Regions from separate parts of the Homo sapiens genome. Here region 2 is linked to region 1. Evidence: read pairs that join two places in POLR2A ChIA-PET (ENCODE). Cell type or tissue: PC-9. All regions are shown on one strand. Links, peaks and the distances in the headings refer to the core of each region. The heading gives the core; the rest is flanking DNA.

Region 1 (10,583 bases), core at 2,909-7,908:
AATCGAAAAACAGACACGCAAATACATGGTCAACTGAGTTTCAATAAAGGTGCCAAAGCAACTCAATGGAGGAAAATGAAAGTCTTTTCATAAATTGTGCTGCAACAGCTGAATATGCAAATGCACTTTAAAAAGTGAACTTACGGGAAATTGTAGGTCAATATTTTAAAAGTCAACAACAACAAAAAGCATGCTTTTGTGTTCTATTCCCTATTGCAATATGCATTATTTACATATTCCCATTATTTGAATACGCAAATAATGAATATTGACTCCCACCTCCTACCATATATAAAAATTAGCTCAGAATGGATTACAGACCTAAATAAACAGCTAAAACTATAATGTTCTAGAGAAACACACAGGAGAAAATTTTTGTGATCTTGTGGTAGGCAAAAATTCTTACAGGATACAGAATATACACAGACCTGTAAATGAAAAAATTGAAAAACTGTACTTCATTAAAATTTAAAATATTTACTCTCAAAAAACGCTGCTTAAAAAATGAAAAGGCTGCCTGGCGCAGTGGCTCACGCCTGTAATCCCAGCACTTTGGGAGGCCGAGGCAGGTGGATCACAAGGTCAGGAGATTGAGACCATCCTGGCCAACAGGGTGAAACTCCATCTCTACTAAAAATACAAAAAAATTAGCCGGGCGTGGTGGCGGGTGTCTGTAGTCCCAGCTACTTGGGAGGCTGAGGCAGGAGAATGGTGTGAACCCGGGAGGTGGAGCTTGCAGTGAGCTGAGATAGCGCCACTGCACTCCAGCCTGGGCAACAGAGTGAGACTCCGTCTCAAAAAAAAACTATAATGAAATACCACTAAGTACCCACTGAAATGACTGACAACATCAAGTGTTGGGGAAAGACATACTGTAAAATCAACTGGAACTCTCACATCCTGCTGGTAATGGTTTGACAGTTTCTTCTGAAGTTAAACATAATCTTACCATACAACTCATCAATCTACTCCCAGGTATTACTTGCGAGAAATGAAAATATTTGTCCACAAAAAAACTTTTACTTAAACCTTCATAAAAGCTTTAATCATAATAGCCCTAAACTTGAAACAACCCAGAAATCTATTAACAGGTAAAAAACTAAATTGTAGTTTACTTAGCAATAAAAAGAAACAAACATGATAAATGTAACGTGAATTTCAAAAGCATTATGCAAACTGAAACAAGTCAAAACAAAAGACTGCATGTAGTATGATTCCATTTATTTACAATTCTAGACCACGCAGCAGCTACAGAAAGTGACAAAAAGCAGAGCAATAGTTGTTGCCTGAGACCAGTGATGAGGAAAAGGCACTGATTGCTAACAGGCACAGGGGAACTTTCTGAGATGATGGAAATGTCCTACATTAAGATGGTGCCATTTTCACAACTGTATGTTTATGAAACTAATCAAAATGCACACTTCAAACTAGTGAATATTACTGTATGCAAATTATACCTCAATAGAGTTGGCTAAAACATAAAGGAAAGAAAAAGAAAGCTGGCACAAGTTTAGTCATGTTCAACCTTACAGCATTGTTTTAAAGTAGGTTATTACCCTGGGCTCTTAATACCCTGAAGGCACATAGATGTCACCTCATTTCTGTCTTTTATTAATTTCTTGTATGTTAAAAGTGGGAGAAAAGGAGCTTTACTAATTTTTGATAGCTTTTTTGTTTCCTTAAGGTCTCAGGAACCAGTCAGCTTTAAGAATTTTTGAGATTGCAGGCCAGGTATGGTGGCTCATGCCTGTAATCCCAGAATTTTGGGAGGCTGAGGTGAGCAGATCACTGGAGGTCAGAAGTTTGTGACCAGCCTGGCCAACATGGCTAAACCCTGTCTCTACTAAAATTACAAAAATTAGCTGTGCTTAGTGGTGGGCACCTGTAATCCCAGCTACTCAGGAGGCTGAGGCAGGAGAACCGCTTGAACCAGGGAGACGGAGGTTGCAGTAAGCGGAGATCGCGCCACTGCATTCCAGCCTGGGTGACAAGAGTGAAAACTCCATCTCAAAAAATAAATAAATACAATAAGAATTTTTGAGATTGCTAGAATAATTTCCCTTTGTTGTTGTTGTTATATATAAGCTAGAATAATTTTATCTTCACTTATAAATCAGATGTTTATACTACATCACATATTTTTAAAAGTTTTTCTTCTATGCAAATGCATAGTGGTAAATTTTTGCTAAAAGTCTGAAATATCTAGATACAGAATGAATTAATATTTGGAAGAATAAGTTAACTTCTCAAATATAAATGTTTTCCAGAATCCAGTTCTAACAGGCTTACATAAAAGTGGCACAGGTATAGTGTACAGTAATATTCTAATACTCCAACCGACTTCCAAGGAAACTGGCAAATCAAGCATTCACATTCCTGAATGTTCTACTAATAGAATGACAGCAATCCCTACACACTTATTACCACATACAGCTGCAGTTAAAGGTCTTTCTCAAGAAATCTCCTATGTCCCCAGACAAAATAATAATAATAAAGGAGACCACCACCTACAAGGTCAAAAATACTGCTGTAATACAATTTAGGAAATTAGGAGAAATGTTAAGGCATTCTACTTTTATACTGGATTTATTCAAGGCTGGTCTCTAATCTCTGTTTCCTTGCAATTTTGCTCATGTCACTTCCTATTACTGAAAATGATATGCAAGCCACATACCTCCTCTTTAGAGTAAATTCAGTTCCACTGCAAACAAATTGCAGGGAAATACAGTTGGGAAAGAAGTCAATGTTTTCCATAATTTCTTTAAAACAGTCAAATAAATATTACAGAGGAAAGCAAAAATCACATGCAACTAAGAATTGGATCTATTTTTATCATATCAAGCTTGTTAAACACACATTTGAAATATACGTCCTTGACTAAGTCAATTCTACTGCAATCAAGATTTTTCCTTAAACCACCTGTTTACTCCCAGACAGAAAAACACATCGAAACAGAAATAACCCAAGTAAAATGTCTAACCATATCTCCTAAATGCTTTCTACATCCTGACACTGTACTATGCAATCTGCATGCACTATTCTTATTTAATTCCAACAAATCCTGGGAAGGAAGATACTAATCTATAAAACAGAAATAAGTTACCAAGCAGTAAATTAATACACACTATTATCAGCAAACTTTGGGAAAACACTGACTCTTGGTCTTTACAACCTCAGTCTCTTCATCTATAAAATATAGATACAATTCTTTTTTGTGGGAAAGAGAGTTTCTAGGGTGCCAGATGAGTTGGTCTCCCCTGTGTGAGACACCCACTGGGAGCCATGGGCGGCCTCTGAGGAGAAAAGTCTCCTTATTGCCTTCATGTCTTTATGCCCCAAGAGCGTAAGAGCTCCGCGGCATGCCACAGGTTGCTCGGGGAAATAACACTCCCTTGAAACAGTGGAGTATAATCAAACATCTTGGTTCCTCTTGAAACCCACTCCCACCCATTTCAGTCCCGGTAAGTTAAAGATCTTAAGCCGTTTAGACACACGCCTTTGCTTGGGGAAATTCACAGAAACCGCCACTGCTATATATCTTATTGAATGACTGACGAGTTCTCCTTCACCGATTAATTCTTTTCCTCATCGCTTCGTACCCCTCCCATCTACCCTAAGAACAAAGAGCTTGTAAACCAATAAATTGGGTGGAGGCTGAGAGTTCCGGGCTGTGAGCAAGCCTCTGACACTCTGGTCCCCTGGACCCACCTTTTAAACTCTTATTCTGTCTCTTTCTAACTCCTTTGTCTCCGCTGGACTCGGGGTACCCGCCAGGTGGTGTGGGGCTGGTTTCTCCAACATTTTTAAAACAGGCACTACTGCATAGATTACCTGGCACATAATAGCTACCACTTACTACCAAGGGCCACGCTGCTAAGCACCAAGTGGACACCAGGAATGATGAATCTGGATGGCTGTGACAAGCCCCATGGCTGGGCACCAATTCATCTAATCTCACAAACAGCACAGATTACTTAAAAATTTCCTAATGAAATTAGGGAATGTGTAATGAAAATTACTGCTCCTAAAAATCTGAAGAAATTCTCCTGTGAATTTAGATTGTGTAAAATTACCTACTCCTAGACAGGCTAACTTCAAAAGCTATTTTCTACCTTTCTTTTGCCTGCCCATGGAGAAGTGATTTAAATGTAACCCTGAAATTCACATAAAGGTAGAACTAGATGGCATTAGTCAATTTTCCTAGGGTGGCTTTTCCTGCTAGAGCTAAAAATTTGAGTAGAAAAAGAACAGTAATGCAAGGATAATTCAGTAAAAGAGAAAGTAAGCAAAGCCTAGAAACAAAAAAATTGAACAAAAGCAATTTTTTAAAAAAAAACTTAAATTGCAAAATTATCAAATTTATTTGCTATCATTTTGACAGGGGTATATTTTTCCCTTGTCATAAAACAAATTTCTATCATGAATATCTAGTATGTTAGAATAATTACTAGAGCTGACAATGCATACACTGAACATGTAAGCCTCACAGGGTAAATCGGCTGTTCTCTGCTCACTGCAACATAACTTAGCAGTAGTTAAACCAGCAAGGTGTCTGGCATTCGACTCAGACAAAATCTTTCCGGGTGGTTAACAGAGTCTGGAAGGGACAATTTCTCCCTAAATTACCTAATACATTACTTTAAAAGAACCCTTTCCTAATTTTTTAAAATTTCTTCCACTCTTCAAATCTTAATTCTTTGAATGTCTTGATCTTAAAAGTATTTTGAGAAACTAAAGAGAACACAATAAATAAAAGGTATAAACTACTTGAGGCCAGGAATCACCCCTTCTTCATCTCTTAGGTTCCAACGACCAATCCAGTGTCTGACACAGTGGCCCTCAATAAATGTTTGTTGAGCTGACTACATGGATTACCTTCAGACTAAGGAGTTGGTCTGGTCCAACTGAAAATAGCTTCAAGTTGGCTCACCTGGGATTACACAAGTAGTCCAGAGTCAAACATAACATGAATATGCAACAAGAGCTAGCACTAATCCAGCACTTACTACATACCAAGCCCTACAGATGATTCAATACTCACACCAACCCTAGAAGACAGGTATTCCTATTATCCCCATTAAACAAATTAGGAAGCTGACACATGAGGACTAGTTAACTTGCTCAAGGTCACAGTCAAGCCCATATTCCAAGTCAGCAGTCTGTTTACTCTCTACACCACTGAGAAAGGTAGCCAGGCAGGTCCCTCATATAAGATGACAAGACTAATCACTTACGAAGACAAGCCCTTGCTTTGACCAAACTTGTTCCAGGGGTGTTCACAGGTGTGAATTCAACCACACCTGCCCACCACCTAAAACAAACAAACAAACAAACAAACAAACGGCACACTTCTTAGATGGGGGCGGTGAGTCAGATGGAACTTATGGAGTATTGTTTTGACTCACCATAAAAGGGAGTTACTCAGATCCAGACCTAATGCCCCATTAGAACTGTCCTCTCTAATTTCATAAGCTGACTGATACACAGGTCTGTGTATACAGTCAACCTAGCTCTCTCCTGTGGCACACACATATTAATATGTACCTTTAATCTTACACTGTAATTGTTTATGCCTGTCTCTAACAAAAAAATTCTTGGAAGCTAATTACTATCTTACTCATAAACATATCCAAGGACCCAGCAGTGTACTGAAAAATATACTGGTTGCATGAAAGATGCACACTGACAGAAAACAGGAAGTGTAACATAAAACAGTACAGTGTGTAAATTTATTCATATGTGACTACAAAATGAAATGTTTATTTATTTAAATTCCCTGGGTACAGACAAATTGTCAGAAAGGAAAGAGAAAAAAAAAAGAGTATAAAGATCACATGGAAATAAGAAATTTAATAAGTAACAAACTGCTTATAATAAAAAACTGTATACTCAACTAATTCGAACGGTGCAATGGAAAATTTTTCAAGAGGGTTGATAGTGGGGGGAGAGAAGATGAAGCTAAATAGATTAAGCATCCTCAAACCAAAAGTTTAACCTCTTCAACATTCCACAGAATACTTTTATTCCCACTTAGTCTAAGAGGAAACAGACTCTCAGGGATAAGTAACTTGTACAAGGTCACAGAGCTAGTAAGCACTAGAGCCTCGATGCTCTTCTTATCATACCATGTTGTCTTCCCATGTAACACATCCTGTTGGGATGTCTTACGCCACTTTTTTTAGGTTGTTTTTTTTTTTGGAGAGGTTTTTTAAGGTGGGAGGCACAGAAGAAAAATCTCAGAACTCTGAGACACAGACACATAACAAGGCTATAATGTCTTACTGCCTAAGACCTCAAAATGAGTTACTTATTCTAAGTAATGCCCTAGTACACTAAGTCCTGTCCCCAGCACCCGACCTATCCTGGCAACCACTTATAACTCAGCATCCATCTGTAGGCCTGTTCACTCCACCACACTGAAAGCTCTTGCAAAGCCAGAATTGTGTCATTATCTTTCTACACCCAGCCTAAGACATGGCACCTACTGAATAAAAATTAACGAATTAATTTGCTGGTGTTCTGTCTAGCCTAGTGACCAGATAAGAACCGAGGAGTGACTACCAGATAAGGGCGCAGAGGGTCTATGTTTCCTTTATTATATATATATTATATATTATGTATATCTCAATGTGGTGTTTTAATATTTTAAGTGTTAACACTTTGAGACACCAACATGAACTTCGGACGTAAACATGGGAATAGTCATGAACCTGCCTGTCAGTGTGTAATTCAACTTTCAACTGAATTGAGACTTACTGAGCACTTGCTGTGTACCACACACATTTCAGACAACACAGTGGGCACTCCTATCTCCCTGCAGTAGGGTCTCGGAAAATGAGTTCTCCCTTTGGAGGGGCAATGTTCAGACAAAAACATAAGTTTCAGGAAGTATGCCAAGCAGTGCTGACATGTTTGTAGGGAAGCCTGCACAAAGCAAGAGTGACTCCCAACATCTCCCACTCATCTGTGCGTAGTGAAGACGAGACCTGGCAAGTTTCCTGGCTCCCATTATCCAGAAGATTATACTCCTTCCCCAACTTCTCATTTGAACCAGTTTGCTAAGGCACATCCTTCCCATCAGAATAAGGATATCGGGCAGGCGCACTGGTTCTTGCCTGTAATCCCAGCACCTTGGGAGGCCAAAGTGGGAGGATGGTTAGAGGTCTGGAGTTCGAGACCAGCCTGGGCAACAGAGTGAAACCTCATCTCTACTAAAGAAAAAAAAAAATTAGCTGGGCCTGGAGGCGCACCTCTAGTCTTAGCTACTTGGGAGGCTAAGATGGGAGGATCACATGAGCCTAGGAGATCGAGGCTGCAGTGAGCCATAATTGTGCCACTCACTGCACTTGAGTATGGGTGACAGAGACAGACTCTGTTTCAAAAAAAAAAAAAGGAAAAGGATATGACAACATTTATGTTAGTTAATTCAGCTGACAAACTAACTCATTTAAGAGCAATTTGTTGATGTATTATGACCACTAGACATGTATAAATTAAGCCTTTTATCTTCAATTGTACAAAAGAGAAGTTACCCTGTACACAGTACATATCATAAGGCCAGCCGCCTAATGATAGGGGCAGGGTAAGGGTGTGTGTGCTTAGACAGACAATTGTTGCTTTAATCACCAGTTTCTTCCAGGCCCTCCACCAAGCTCCCCATGTTTGGGCCCTTCTGCCCCAACACCTCCTTCCCTGACAACTCCCCTCCATTAGTCTGTTACTTCTTTCCTTCTCTAACTCTCTGGCTGCAGACACCTAACTGCCTGTATTATTTATGTTTTCCAAAATATTTCCTTTTCAGATGCTAATTAATGACACCTGCAGGTCTTCTTGGCTATCTAAGAATGATGTATCTTTCTGTGCTAACATTTGTCTTCCCAGGCTACTATTCTAAGGCCTTAGAGTACTTATTCTGCTATGAGTCAAAAACATATCTACACACTATTTGGTGAAGATTATTCCATACATCACTGTACACAAACTGCTCAAATAAAACAAGTTGATGCAATAAAAATCTGCAGGAATAGAACTATGAAACTGAAAGCCACGCATATTCTCCTACAAGTAGCTGATATCTAACCACATGCTCTTACTTTATTAATAAGCAGTGTTTCATACAACACTGGACTTTCTGATGTTACTGTAAAAAATGCAAAATCATCCACTTATCTAAATGTTACTCAGTGCCTTTCACAACGATCTGTCTGATGTGGAGTTGTTCAGGGTCCCAGGAAGGTCAAAGTTAGTCTACCTCTGTGAACCAAGACCCTGGCAACATTCCATTCCATTCCATTCTCCTTGTTGATGAAGAATGACTGTTATAGTACTGCTGAAACACAGAAATGTTTCCAGAAACGTGCTATTGTGAGCCCTAAGTACAAAGCATGAGACACATCTTAAGGTGTATCCACTTGGGAAAATCTGTTTTTCTACTGGAACCAGCATGGATACTGAAACGGAATGCAAAATTTGAATAAATAAAACACAGTACCTTAAAGAAATGGCTACCTCTTTTGGGGATGGCCTTAGACTCCCCTTGGCCCCAAGGAACTGCTCAGTAGGGAGCATAAGGGTATCAAGGCTGATCCAAGAGACAAATGCTCCATGCCTGGTTTCTTTCACTGGAGGCAAGGTGCGGGAGGAGGTAAATAGAGACATAGGCCAAAAGAAACAGTACAGAGAGAGGAGACAAAAGATAGCACGCCTAATCTGCAAACATATCTGAAAACTAACATTTCAAGACCTATGGCAAAGTGCCTAGCAACTCTATTAAGCATGTTTATGCCCACTGTACAGTTGAGAAAGGTCCACAAATAATTTGCCCAAGGACACACACAACAAGTAAATGATAAACCAATACGTGAAGAAAAGCCATCCATTTGCAAAGCCTTGACCTCATCTATTCACCACTCACTCCAGGCACAAACCAGCCTGGTGGAAGAGCAGGTGCTCTGCTGACTGGGCTTCTGGTCCCAGGATTGTGGCCAGAGAAGAGTAACCATCTGGGCCTATTCCTGAAGCAAGGACAAAGTGCTGAGTGCTATGGCCAACTTCTGGTGGTCTGCCATGCTGGACATATCTCATTCACTTTTACCCAGGAGTGTGCAAGTAGAAGCAAGCAGAACGCAGCAGAAGAGAAGGTATTACAAATACCTGCTGGCTTGACTATGTGCTCTGGAACTGGCTCTACTGACCTACTGACACTCAACCATTCTTGGACAAATAAAAGCCGGGTTTGTTTTTAATGTAGCCTATGGTGGGGGGAGTATAAAGAATGATTAAAATTATTATTCACCTTGCACATTAACTTCTGGCTTAAATAAACTACTACTTTAGAATTCTATCAATAATTATTTAAACATATGAAGAAGATGGGAGTCAAATACAATATGAAGACAGTTATGGAAGCAAAAGTGCTAACTTCAGCTCAGAGCTGCTATACATAAATTATTCCATCAAATCAGGTATACATAACCCTTTACAAAGGGCACTGGGTAAAGGTCAGGGAGAAAATCCTGGGCTTTTTCAGAGATCACTGAAATTGCTGACAATGTGGGGGATGACACACTGAAGTCCTGACAGGAAAATAGCACACAAGGAGGTGTTCCACGTGACAAAAGCAACAAAGAACATAAGGCATTAGCTGTGATAAGTGGAGGAAGGGGGGAAAATATACCATTCTTCAATTTTAAAAGAAAAAAAATACTGAAATATAAGACAGTTGATACTGATCTAAAATTACATTTGTGGCTATCAATCAATTTCCCAAGCTTGAAAGTTTCTATACGTTGCCAAATGCAATGGGCTGAGAAATTCTCAAATCAAAACTTTGTGAAATAATCCATAAAGTTTTCTGAATCATACCTGAAATTAAAATAAGCTACTTCTAAATGCTATGTATGACAGACAGGCTATATATAACCAACACATTTTTAAAGTATAGGTTTGTAGTCTCATTGTTTCTAATAATGTCTTACTGTGTGTAGGTTAAAAAGAAAATCCTAATTAGCTGGGCATGGTGGTGCATGCCTATAGTCCCAGCTACTCAGGGGGCTGAGGCAGGAGGATTGCTTGAGCCCCAGAGGTCGAGGCTGCAGTGAGCTGCCATCACACCACTACATTCCAGCCTGGGTGACAGAGCAAGACCCTGTCTTAAAAAAATAAGCAAAATAAAATAAAATCCTATATAGACAATTCTTCACTGTCATCAAAAGAAAGGAGCGGGCACAGTGGCTCACACCTATAATCCCAGCACTTTGAGAGGCCAAGCTGGGTGGATCACTTGAGGTCAGGAGTTTGAGACCAGCATGGCCAACATGGTGAAACCCCATCTCTACTAAAACTACAAAAATTAGCCGGGAGTGGTGCCACATGCCTGTAATCCCAGCTACTCGGGAGGCTGAGGCAGGAGAATCCCTTGAACCTGGGAGGTGAAGGCTGCAGTGAGCCGAGATCTGCCATTTCAGAAACAGAAACACAAGGTCAGAAACAGTGCCTATTTCTGCCAACTGGAAAAATCCAGAACTCATGACATACCAGAGAGACTGCTCAGGAGGGCCTTACCTCAGCTGTGGGGAATAATC
Region 2 (10,583 bases), core at 1,706-6,705, 1.0 Mb before region 1:
TGGCCTGATGCCTCTACACCCTGGATGCAATGTCCCACCAGCATCTCGCCTGCAGCTGGGCTCTGGGCACTGAGAGTCACGTATCACAGGCTTGGGAGCTCAGTGCGCCAATCTCCACCCTGCATCCCAGTACTGACCAGGCTGAAGGAAGATTCCATCCACAATGAGATCCCACAGAAGACCAAAGGCTCCCAAAGATGTTTCTGGAGGCCATGTCAGCAGCTAGGTGGAAAAAAAAAACAAAAACAAAAACCTGGTGAGCTGGGTCATTCCTAAGAAGCAATAGTAGCAAACTTCTATTACTCCACGTTAAATAAATCCCATTTAATTCTCATAAGTCTGTGTGGTAGAAGGACATTGTCATTGTTGCCAATTAGAGGATGGAAAACCAAGCTCAGAGAAGTCAAACAACTTTGCCAGAGTCACACAGCCTTGAGCGGCAAAGCCAGCACTCAGGCCCAGACACCCAGGTCTGTGCCACTTGAAACCTCCTACTCCGTCCACCTCCTGGCATGGGGGTCTTGGTCCCTCTGCCCCTCGCTCCCTGTGGTCATAGCCATGCCCCTCCAGGGCAGGGCCCAGCGTAAGGGGAGAGAAAGCATGCCTGCACTCATCACAGGCAGCAGGACAATCACAGGGTGGGCCCTCTCTGTGATCCTCAAATCATTTCCAGGTCAGCGCCTTAACACACTGTCATCTGAGACCACCAGCTTAGACGGTCCTTGGTACTGAACACAGGTCCTCAAACAAGGGCAGGGTGGTCATTTCTGGGATCCTTATCTGAATGCTCCTGGAGCCTGACAGTCAGAAGCTGGGGTTTGGAAACATGCAGAGAGGCTGACAAGGGAATAAGCAATGGGACAGCAGCAGCCCACAGGTGCCATCTGGTCTAGGGGCACTCACCAAGTTCACGACAGTGGCAGCCATGCTGTGCATGACATCGTTCCTCCCCAGTACCCAGAAAAGTTTGCCTTGTGGGCACTGTGGGCACATCTCCTTTCAGGACTGAGGCTCTTGTTCCTCCAGGGGCTGGGCAGTGTCGCTGCCAGGGCCCTGAGCCCAGGACCCTCTCTGAGCCTTGACCTTGGAGGGAGCACCTAGTGCAAGGTCACAGCCCTCACCAAGTGTCTGCGTCTGATAATTGGCCGAGGCTGGAGACCTCGCCTCAACTGGGTCAACTCTAAAGGGGTCACCGGGCTCCAGAGCCCAGTGGGACTCCTGGGGGCAAATACTCTCCCTCCCTCACAGGTGTGGTTCCCAAGCACGCCCCCCCCAGTAAGCCTGCGTGGATGCCCTCCGGTCGGCATCTAGAACTCTGCCTTTCTCCTCCTGTTGTAACTTCCTACAACATTTTCATGGCTGAACACTTGAGTCTCTCCCAACAAGAACATACATTCATTGAGGGTGTACACCTCCTGCTGATGTCCACTCTCCCGGCAAGGCTGGCCCACACGAGGGCACAGCTCAGCCAGTGCCCATGCACACCCTATTAAAGCCCCAGGGAGGAGTACACGGGATCGAGTCCCTGAGAGAGAACTCAGGCTGTCCTTTCCAAGAACATCGAAGGAGCAGGGTTGGAGCAGTCTGCCCCCCTCACCCACGCCCTGGCTCAGTAGGGACCCCAGGTACAGGCATGGCCCCAGCAGCCCTGGGACCCCACTTCCCGAGTTGCCTTTGACTGGACAAGGGGACCACTTAACCCCTCTTAGCCTAACCAGATTCTCCTTCCTGAGGAACCAGATTTGGGAAAAGGGTCTGGCCTTACTTGGCCATGGAACCTGCAGGGAGACAGCAGCAGAGGCCAGTCCTAGGATCCCAACCCTTCCCCATCCCTGGGTCCAGCTCCTCCTGGGGCCCAGCATGCCCCTACCCTGGGACCTCAGGAACCACCCTCGCACCTGCAGAAGGGAGCCCCCATGGGTTTCTGCCTCCCACAACCACAGTCCCCAGTAACTGCTCGAGGTTCTAAGTCCCCTGAGGACACTGCCCAGAAGGCCCCCCAAAGCCAGTGCACCCCTTTCATGGATCTGGATTCAGCCATGGGGGATGGGAGCTTTTGTCTCTCCTTCCTGCAGAATGTGAACTGGAACTCTGCACTAACAGCGTGCCTCACAGAGGACACCCAGGCCCAGAGCAGAGCTCTGTGGGGGCACAAGGACAAGGCAGCTCACGGATGTCCCACTTAACTCCACATGGGCCCATCAGGCCTGGCTCCGAGGCACAGAGCTGATGCTAAGAAACCTGTCTGTAGCGACACAGGAGTAGGTGGCAGGGCCAGAACTCACACCAAGTCTGTCTGTCTGACCTCAGGGCTGGGTCCTGCACTCCTCTCCCCTCCAGCCCCCTCGCAGCATGATGGAGACGGGGAAAGAGGCAGGGGAAGGCTCGTCTGTGCCTCCCAGGATGGGGGTCTCTGAACCTGGAAGAAACCGACACGCCCCCGGGAAGGCACTCCACGCCAGTGTCAGGGTGACGCAGGGCCCCTCTGTGGGTGCCGTCTCAGATGGGTCCTTTGTGCCTCCCAATGCTCGATTGTGTGTTCCGTCACACACTGTGCAAGGAGCAGGGGCTGCACCGCCAGCGTGGGGAATAATGGCCCCACTGTTCCCCATTACTCACCCACTGCTCCTTCTGGGCCTTGGGTGGGGGATTGGGGGCTGACAAGGTTAGCAGCTACATACCAGGGCCCCAGAAGCTGCATGTCTTCCTCCTCCGGGGTAAGGAGGAGCAAGGTGAAGGACCCAGAGCACGAAGGGAGAGCTGGAGGGCTCTCTCTGGACTGCAGCCAGCCTGCCGAGGCCAAGCAGTTCCTGGAATAATCCGCCCCACATGATGGCTCTGATTTACAGCTGGGGTCCAGGCTCCAACTGGCAGGAATGGGACCAGCTGGAACTTGTGACCCACCTGTCCCCAGACAGGGACGATTCTGGGTGGGGACCAAGGCCAGGACGGCATCCTTATGCCTGGCATTCAGATCACAGCGGTTGGCTCCTGTCCCTGCTGGCTTCTCACTGCCTCTCTCTGTGCAAAGGTGTCAAGCCCTGGGCAAAATGTATGTTCCCCTATGGCAAAACGCTCTAGCAGCAACCAGGAGGGAAAAAACAGCACAGCCAGAGCAGCCGTTCCAGGTTTTCCCAGCCAAGCTACAACTGCACACAGGAAGCACACGCTCAAACGCCCAAGCACCCTCGGCTCCAAATTCACGAGGGATCCAAACCAGGCACTGCAGGATTGCCGTGGGCCCTGAACGGCCCTCCCGCTGCGTATGGGATGAGGGACCTGTGATCGCTGGTGAAGAAATTAGCTTTGTTGCATAGGAAGCACTTGTTGAGGGGCTTGGACCGATTCACTGAGAGGTTAGACCGTAAGTCCACTGGGTACACCAGGTCCCTCAGGAAAGCCACGTGAGGGCACAGGCAGCACCCAGAGACACACACCTTCGGGGGAAGCAGAGGCTCCCAGCGCTCGCCGCTCTGGGAGACCACAGGCGAACCCCCTGCACCTCCCTGGCCTTGGCATTCTTAGCACCATTGTGGGGATCGATGCCCAATCAGCTCTCCTCCCTCCTCCCAGCCTGAGCCCAGCCAAGCAGCACCTAAGGCAAGAAGAGGTGAAGTGCCCACCCCTCAGCCTGTGGGCCTGCCGGGCCACCAGACTGCAGCGCTCCCGCCACCTAGTGGCAGGCCTGCGGTCCTCACCTGGAACAGCCACTGGAGCAGGGATACCGGGCAGTCAGGCATGTGCAGGTAGAGGATGTTCAGGAGGCCACTGCGCAGGAAGGAGAGCTGTTGGGCTGGCGGGGAGCTGGGAGGCAGAGGGCTGAGGTTAGGGGAGGCCTCTGTGCCAGCACACTTGTCTCGGTGACACCGCGGGAGGCTGTCACTACCCAGCTTCACTGGCTGTTGGGAAGCATATCTGTAACGCTAGAGACAAATGTGCTTTTCAAGCCCTCAGTGCATGATCTGTCAGAAGGAAAAGAACCCAGGCTAGCATCAGAATCACCTGCTCTTCTTGAATGTTGCGTGAACACACCTCATGGTGTTTAAAACACATGGCGGGTGGCTGGAGGCAGTGGCTCACGCCTGTAATCCCAGCACTTTGGGAGGCAAAGGCGGGTAGATCACGAGGTCAGGAGTTCAAGACCAGCCTGGCCAACATGGTGAAACGCTGTCTCTACTAAAAATACAAAAATTAGCCAGGCATGGTGGCATGTACCTGTAATCCCAGCTACTCGGGAAGCTGAGGCAGGAGAATTGCTTGAACCCGGGAGGTGGAAGTTGCAGTGAGCCAAGATCATGCCACTGCACTCCAGCCTGGGCAACAGGGCAACACTCCGTCTCAAACAAACAAAAAAACATGGTGGGGCAGTGCAGTCTGCCCTTTCCATTTGACCACAGGGGAAAGTGGAATATTTGCCAAGGGTGTGGAAAGGTGAGGAGTGAGGCCAGGAGTGGGTGTCTTAGCCTCGGGTTCCTCCAGCTGCAAGGGGCGGGCACGATTACCCCCACGAGGCCAGCGTCTCGCGATCTGGTTACACAGGGCGTTTCTGCTCTGCCTTATGTTTTTCAGATACAAAGGGGACACCTGAGAAGACCGGAAAATAACAGAAAGGGGCCCGGGATGAAGACATTCTGGGAAGGAAATACCAAACAAGAGTTCCATAGAGGATTCTTCAGAAACCATGTGAGCTGCAAGTGTCCCAGATTCCAGGGATGGGGGCGTGCTCAGACCAGCCACGCGGCTGTGGCTGTGACCGTGTGCCCATTCACACCACCCCCTCGGGCCTCTTCCTCCTAACAGGAGCTCTCAAAATCGGCGCTGGTGTGGAGATGAGCCCTGCCTTGGGGACCACTGACCCGGTAGATCACCTTGACCTACAAGATTCCAGATCTTTGCAAAATGAGTTGTTGAAATGTTTCATATGGTTGTAGGGCCTCTGGTAGAAGGTGCTTCAGAAGTCATTTTATAGGGGGTTGGCTGGACTTTGTCACCGTTCCTGAGCTCCTGGTCATCCCCAGAGAGCCTGGGTTTGGGGTAGGATTCTCCTACGTCCTGCGCATTTTGTGACCACCATCTTTGCTTGCTCTCTCTAGACCACGTCCCAAAGATCATTAACATGGATTCCAGGAAATGAAAACGTAAGTCACATTTGTTCTTCTTTTTAATGGCCCAAATGCATGCAAAGAACATTTCAGAAAGTACTTAACGTTGCCACCCTAGATAAAAAGTTTTTCAGTCAGCCCAACCTCCTCCTTCTGCTTCTCCTCCTTCTCCTTTAAAAAGGACATCATTTTTTAATCTGCCAGGAACAGAATGCTACAAAACAAAGATTATCCTCTGAGCCAAGCTGCTGTCTCTCTGAGAATGTCCAGGCAGTTTACAAATTGCATGTTTTTTCTCTAAGTCATTTAAGTTCAGAGGAGAAAGCAGCTTTGTTCCTGTGGTTGTGAAGTTTACCACCCTGAAATAGACCTTCGTTTGTACATACAAATACACGTGCACCCCAGGACTGCTGGCATGCTCCATTCTATCCACGTGCCCGGTCACATGGAGACTTTCAGGGACTGACCCCAGCAAGACGCATGGTTCAAGAACATGCACAGCAGCCCGAACGCAGACAATACCCATGTAAACAATGTCTGGAGGACCTTGCAAGTTGGCAGAACCCCGACAAGGGCCATGTGGTGAGGAGGCTGGCGCTTCAGGGACTCTGAGGAGACGCTGGCTCTGGCATTCTGCTGGAGGGGGCACCCCGCCAGTTTCTTAGTGGGAGAATTGATTGTACAAGGCCCTGTTGGCTCAGATCAACACATTTCTAACTGCTGCTCCAAGGGAGAGACCCCACAGTTGCAACATCTCCCTTCTGCTATGTGGGCTTTGCAGTTTCTGCCAGAGAAATGATTGATTGGCCTCTGAGTTCATTGCTGCTGAGAAAATTTTGTCTATGGGACCAGGAGCAACAGAAAGCCAGAAAGGACATAGTCCTGCTCTGCCCTGAGGTGACTGGCTTTCAAGGAATTCTGTGTTTAGGGTTAGAGGCAAGGACTCCCCTCTGCAGGCCGAGTGCATGCTCGGTGGGACGGGAGTGCTGCTTCTCCTTGGCTCAGCCACAAGCCCTTCCACGCCCTTCAGGTTATCACAGGGTGACCTCAAGCTTGGCTGCTGGGCAGGGAATGGGCCTTGTGCACAGACAATGCCTTAACTCTGGGGAAAGGAGGAGGATCCCAACAGCAGCACCTGGGCTGGGAAGCCTGGAGGAAAAGGGAAAAAGGAAAGGGGGTGGGAGGTGTGTGCAGTGAAAGCTCAAACGCCTTGGGTGACAGAATTGGCTGTTGTCAGAGTCACGTCCCCACATCAAGAACACGGATGCTGGGTCCAAGGGGGTGCCTCTGTCCACGGCCAAGCCAATGCTGAGGTCCGAAGTTATCCTGAGAATGTTGGAGGGCCCTGGAGGGAGAGACAGAGGGACAGAGCCTCCATCGGCAGCAGATACCATGCAGGCCTGGCTGAGTGGGAAGCCCCCAGCTGTCAGACCTGAGGATCCCATGAAGGGAGGTTCCCATCGGAGTCCTCAGCTGTGACTAGAGATGAGGAGGGAGCTGCTAATCCCCAGCCATGACAGCAATGACAGTGGGCAGGTGTCTGCCTCCACCCTCGCCGCCCACTGGAGCAGAAGGAAGCGAGGGAAGGACATCAGCTACAACGGGGAAACCCGCAAAACCAGTGACAGGAAATGGGGGCAGCTGGGCTCAGCACACGGGCCTTCCTAAGCAGAGCTCTGACCAGCTTCATCTTGGAATTTCTGTTCCTTATCACACCCAAGGGAAGATTCTTCCCGCCTCAACCTCCTCATTTATTTTATGGGCAGCAGTCCCAGAGGGCAAGGTCTCTAAATGCCTTTAGAATCCCAAGTGATGGCCGAAGGATAAACACCAAGTGTAGTTATTTATACGTATCAGCTCCTGGGCCTTTGCCAAGTTACTCAAATCAGTCTGAATAAAATGCCTAAATACAATAGAAACCAATAGCAACCAAAGCGTTCACCTATGGCCTTTTGCTTTCTCTTTCTTTGTTTAAACATAAGAGAGGCCAGATGCAGTGGCTCATGTCTATAATCTCAGAACTTTGGAAGGCCCAGGCAGGAGGATAGCTTGAGGCCAGGAATTTGAGACCAGCCTAGGCAACACAGTGAGACCCTGTCTCTAAAAAAAAATACAAAACTTAGCTAAGCATGGTAGTGCACACCTGTGGTCCCAACTACTTGGGAGGCCGAGGCAAGAGGACCTCTTGAGCCGGGAGTTGGAGGCTGCAGTGAGCTGTGATCGTACTACTGCACTCCAGCATGGGCAGCAGAGCATGGGCCTGACTAAAAACAAGAAAAAAATGAAATAAAAATGAGTGTTGGCCGGGCATCGTGGCTCATGCCTGTAATCCCAGCACTTTGGGAGGCCAAGGCAGGTGGATCACCTGAGGTTAGAAGTTCAAGACCAGCCTGGTCAACATGGTGAAACCCCGTCTCTACTAAATATACAAAAATTAGCCATGCGAGACCGGGTGCGGTGGCTCACGCCTGTAATCCCAGCACTTTGGGAGGCCAAGGTGGGAAGATCATGAGGTCAGGAGATCGAGACCATCCTGGCTAACACAGTGAAACCCCGTCTCTACTAAAAAATACAAAAAATTAGCCAAGTGTGGTGGTGGGCGCCTGTAGGCCCAGCTACTCGGGAGGCTAAGGCAGGAGAATGGCGTGAACCCAGGAGGCGGAGCTTGCAGTGAGCCAAGATTGCGCCACTGCACTCCAGCCTGGGAGACAGAGCAAGACTCCATCTCAAAAAAAAAGAAAAAAAAAATTAGCCGTGCGTGGTGGTGGGCGCCTGTAATCCCAGCTACTCAGGAGGCTGAGGCAGGAGAATCGCTTGAACCTGGGAGGCAGAGGTTGCAGTGAGCTGAGATTGCCCCATTGCACTGCAGCCTGGGCAACAAGAGCGAAACTTCGTTCCAAAAATAAATAAATAAATAAGCGAGTGTTACCACAGGCAGAAACTCAGGGATCCCATAATGGCCCTGCTTGCTACCTCCGCTTGCTCTTTATTTTGGGGGGCAGATGCAGCCAGCTGGAAGGCTCAGCCCTCTCCATACTTCAGAACTGCTGGGTTTATTGCACCTGGGCTTCAACCCTGGCCTGTTCCTCCAGGAAGAGAAGCTAGTGGCAAAACAAGAGGCGGGGCTGCCGGGCCTCCGGGAGAAGCTGAGCCTCATCCACCTCCTTCTTCCCCTGCCTGCTGGATATTCATGGAGGAACGGCCTGGCCCATGCATCGGGCTTGTGGAAAGCACGCTGGTCCTCGCACCAACAGTGGCAGATGCACCCAGAGGACAAACGCACACCCCAATGTCCTTGCAAATACTGTGAGGGGCCTATGACTAACTGAGCAGGGCAGACAAACTCCACCCTTCCAACTTCCGCCCCCGAGTGGGATGTGGGCTTTGGTCCTGACACTTTTCCATGCAGGAGCATTGGATTTCCTTTTGAATTACTGTCAAGGGTGGAGGAAAAAAGTTCAGCTCCTGCAATCAGCTGTTATCAGCTTCCGTCATAATGACATGTGACTGTGGTGGCAGGGGACTGACCCTGGGATGCACAGCTAGCTTGGTGATGGATGAGCAGGTCATCTGGACCACATGCACTCCCAAGGCAGGCTCCCCGGGAAGAGGGTTCTTGCACATAAACCTGGATAGGTCCAACAGGACAGCTGCTGGGACGCAGACGCCAAGCCCACCCAAGCTCGCTCTGCAGTCTGAAACAAACTGCTTAATTTGTGCTATTGCCTACTTTGTTCAGAGGGAAGAAAGATATTTTCCCCCTTTCACAGAAAGGTAAGGAGAAGTGAATCTATTTCAAGAGTTGATTTTTTAAAAAATGGCATTTACTTTCCTCTCTTCTAATGATAAAAATGATATACGTTCACTGTAGAAAGTTAGGAATATAAAGGTGGTATAACGAGGAAAATGAAAACCTAGCTGTCAGCTCCCACAGCATGAACTTTCTCCCACCCAAGTACTAACCAGGCCGGGCCCTGCTCAGCCTCTGAGATGAGAGAACATCCAGCATGTTCAGGGTGGCATGGCCACAGACCACAGCAGCAACTTTGTGTATGGAATTGGACTGACAGCTTTTTATTTATTATTATTTTTTGAGACAGGGTCTCACTCTGTTGCCCAGGCTGGAGTGCACTGGCATGATCACGGCTCACTGCAGCCTCAACCTCCCTAGGCTCAAGCAATTGTCCCTTCTCAGCCTGCTGAGTAGCTGGGACCACAGGTGTGCTATCACCCATGGCTCATTTTTTTTTTGCATTTTTTTGGGTTGAGACGGGGTTTCTCCATGTTGGCCAGGCTGCTCTAGAACTCCTGAGCTCAAGCGATCCTCCCAAAGTGCTGGGATTATAGGCATGAGCCACCATGCCCCGGCTGACTGCTTCTTAAGAGATCCCCTTGTCACCCGCCTCCATGGCCATGTTTCTGGCTGAATATGGTAAGGTTATTATTGAATGACTGACTAGTGTTTTCCCACTCTTATGTCTGGCCTTGAAGTCCTTGGCACAAGGAGGAAATGAAAGATGACCCAGGGCTAAATGGTGACCTCCAGGAAGTGGGCCTCGCCACTGCCCGGCAGAGGTCCCAGGACTGAGACCGAGTCACACAGCGGGCATTCCCTCCAGAAAGCCCAAAGCCGATTCCCAAGACTGCAGATCTGAGGCACTGGCAACACCCTCTCTACTGAGCCTCATTAGCATATCTGAGGGAGGAGGGTCTGAAACCCTCACTCCAGGGAAGCTGGGCAGCCACCTGGCCCCATTTGGCAGGCCTGCTCTGATCCCAGGTCACCGCTCCATGGGCCATCTCATCTGTCAAACACTTCCTGCACGCCATCCACTCTAGGACAGAAAACCTGCTGTCGGCACAAACTCCAAGGCTGAAGCAGCCCAGGAAGACGCCTTCCTTTCTCCGCTGTTCACCTCAGTTCCTGCCCAGACATTCTTTGGCTCTCTCCTTTCTCCAGCTCTTTCTTCTTTTCACCATCTATCTATTTATTAAATACCTTTCCAACATGGTGATGTGAACCCTTACTAATGTTCTTACACTCAGACCCAATAACCTCACACTGCAGCTATGAACACATTTTAGACCTCCAGACAAATACTCCCCAATATTCCCCGCCGTATTATTTATAATAAAGGAAGGTTGGAAAAAACTTTTATGTTCAAAAAATGAGAAAATGGTTAAATATGTTAGGGCATCAATGTAATAAAGTATTAGTTCATTATTAACATTTTATCATCTAATTGGAATGTTTGGACATTGTTCAGATTCTGATTTGAAGAATCTTTTTTTTTTTTTTTTTTTGAGATGGAGTCTCGCTCTGTCCCCTAGGCTGGAGTGCAGTGGCACGATCTCAGCTCACTGCAAGCTCCGCCTCCCGGATTCATGCCTATTCTCCTGCCACAGCCTCCTGAGTAGCTGGGACTACAGGCGCCCGCTACCACGCCCAGCTAATTTTTTTGTATTTTTAGTAGAGACGTG

Evidence for each region. Peaks named below come from ENCODE experiments on the same cell type or tissue, not always from the same donor. Only the 100,000 strongest peaks of a DNase experiment are listed, where the experiment ranks them.
Region 2: POLR2A ChIA-PET joins it to region 1 with 10 read pairs; 1 of 35 experiments calls an interaction of 5 or more read pairs at or near these places.

What each region holds. Positions count from the first base shown.
Region 1 is chr2:97,961,708-97,972,290 of GRCh38, forward strand. All of the region lies in intron 1 of TMEM131 (transmembrane protein 131), which reads right to left. Among named protein-coding and RNA genes, the nearest start is that of TMEM131, 29 kb to the right of the region's middle. RefSeq lists enhancers at 1,435-1,514, 5,130-5,189. In PC-9, for the core only: no CTCF peak of the experiment used is centred there; a DNase peak (open chromatin) is centred at 5,204; H3K27ac peaks cover 1,859 bases.
Region 2 is chr2:96,947,681-96,958,263 of GRCh38, forward strand. It overlaps FAM178B (family with sequence similarity 178 member B), which reads right to left. Exons shown (of 17, transcript NM_001122646.3): 7 at 3,699-3,804; 8 at 138-222. It also overlaps the pseudogene RNA5SP101. Among named protein-coding and RNA genes, the nearest start is that of FAM178B, 34 kb to the right of the region's middle. RefSeq lists enhancers at 2,342-2,983, 2,984-3,623. In PC-9, for the core only: CTCF peaks have their summits at 3,677 (motif pointing left) and 3,881; a DNase peak (open chromatin) is centred at 3,681.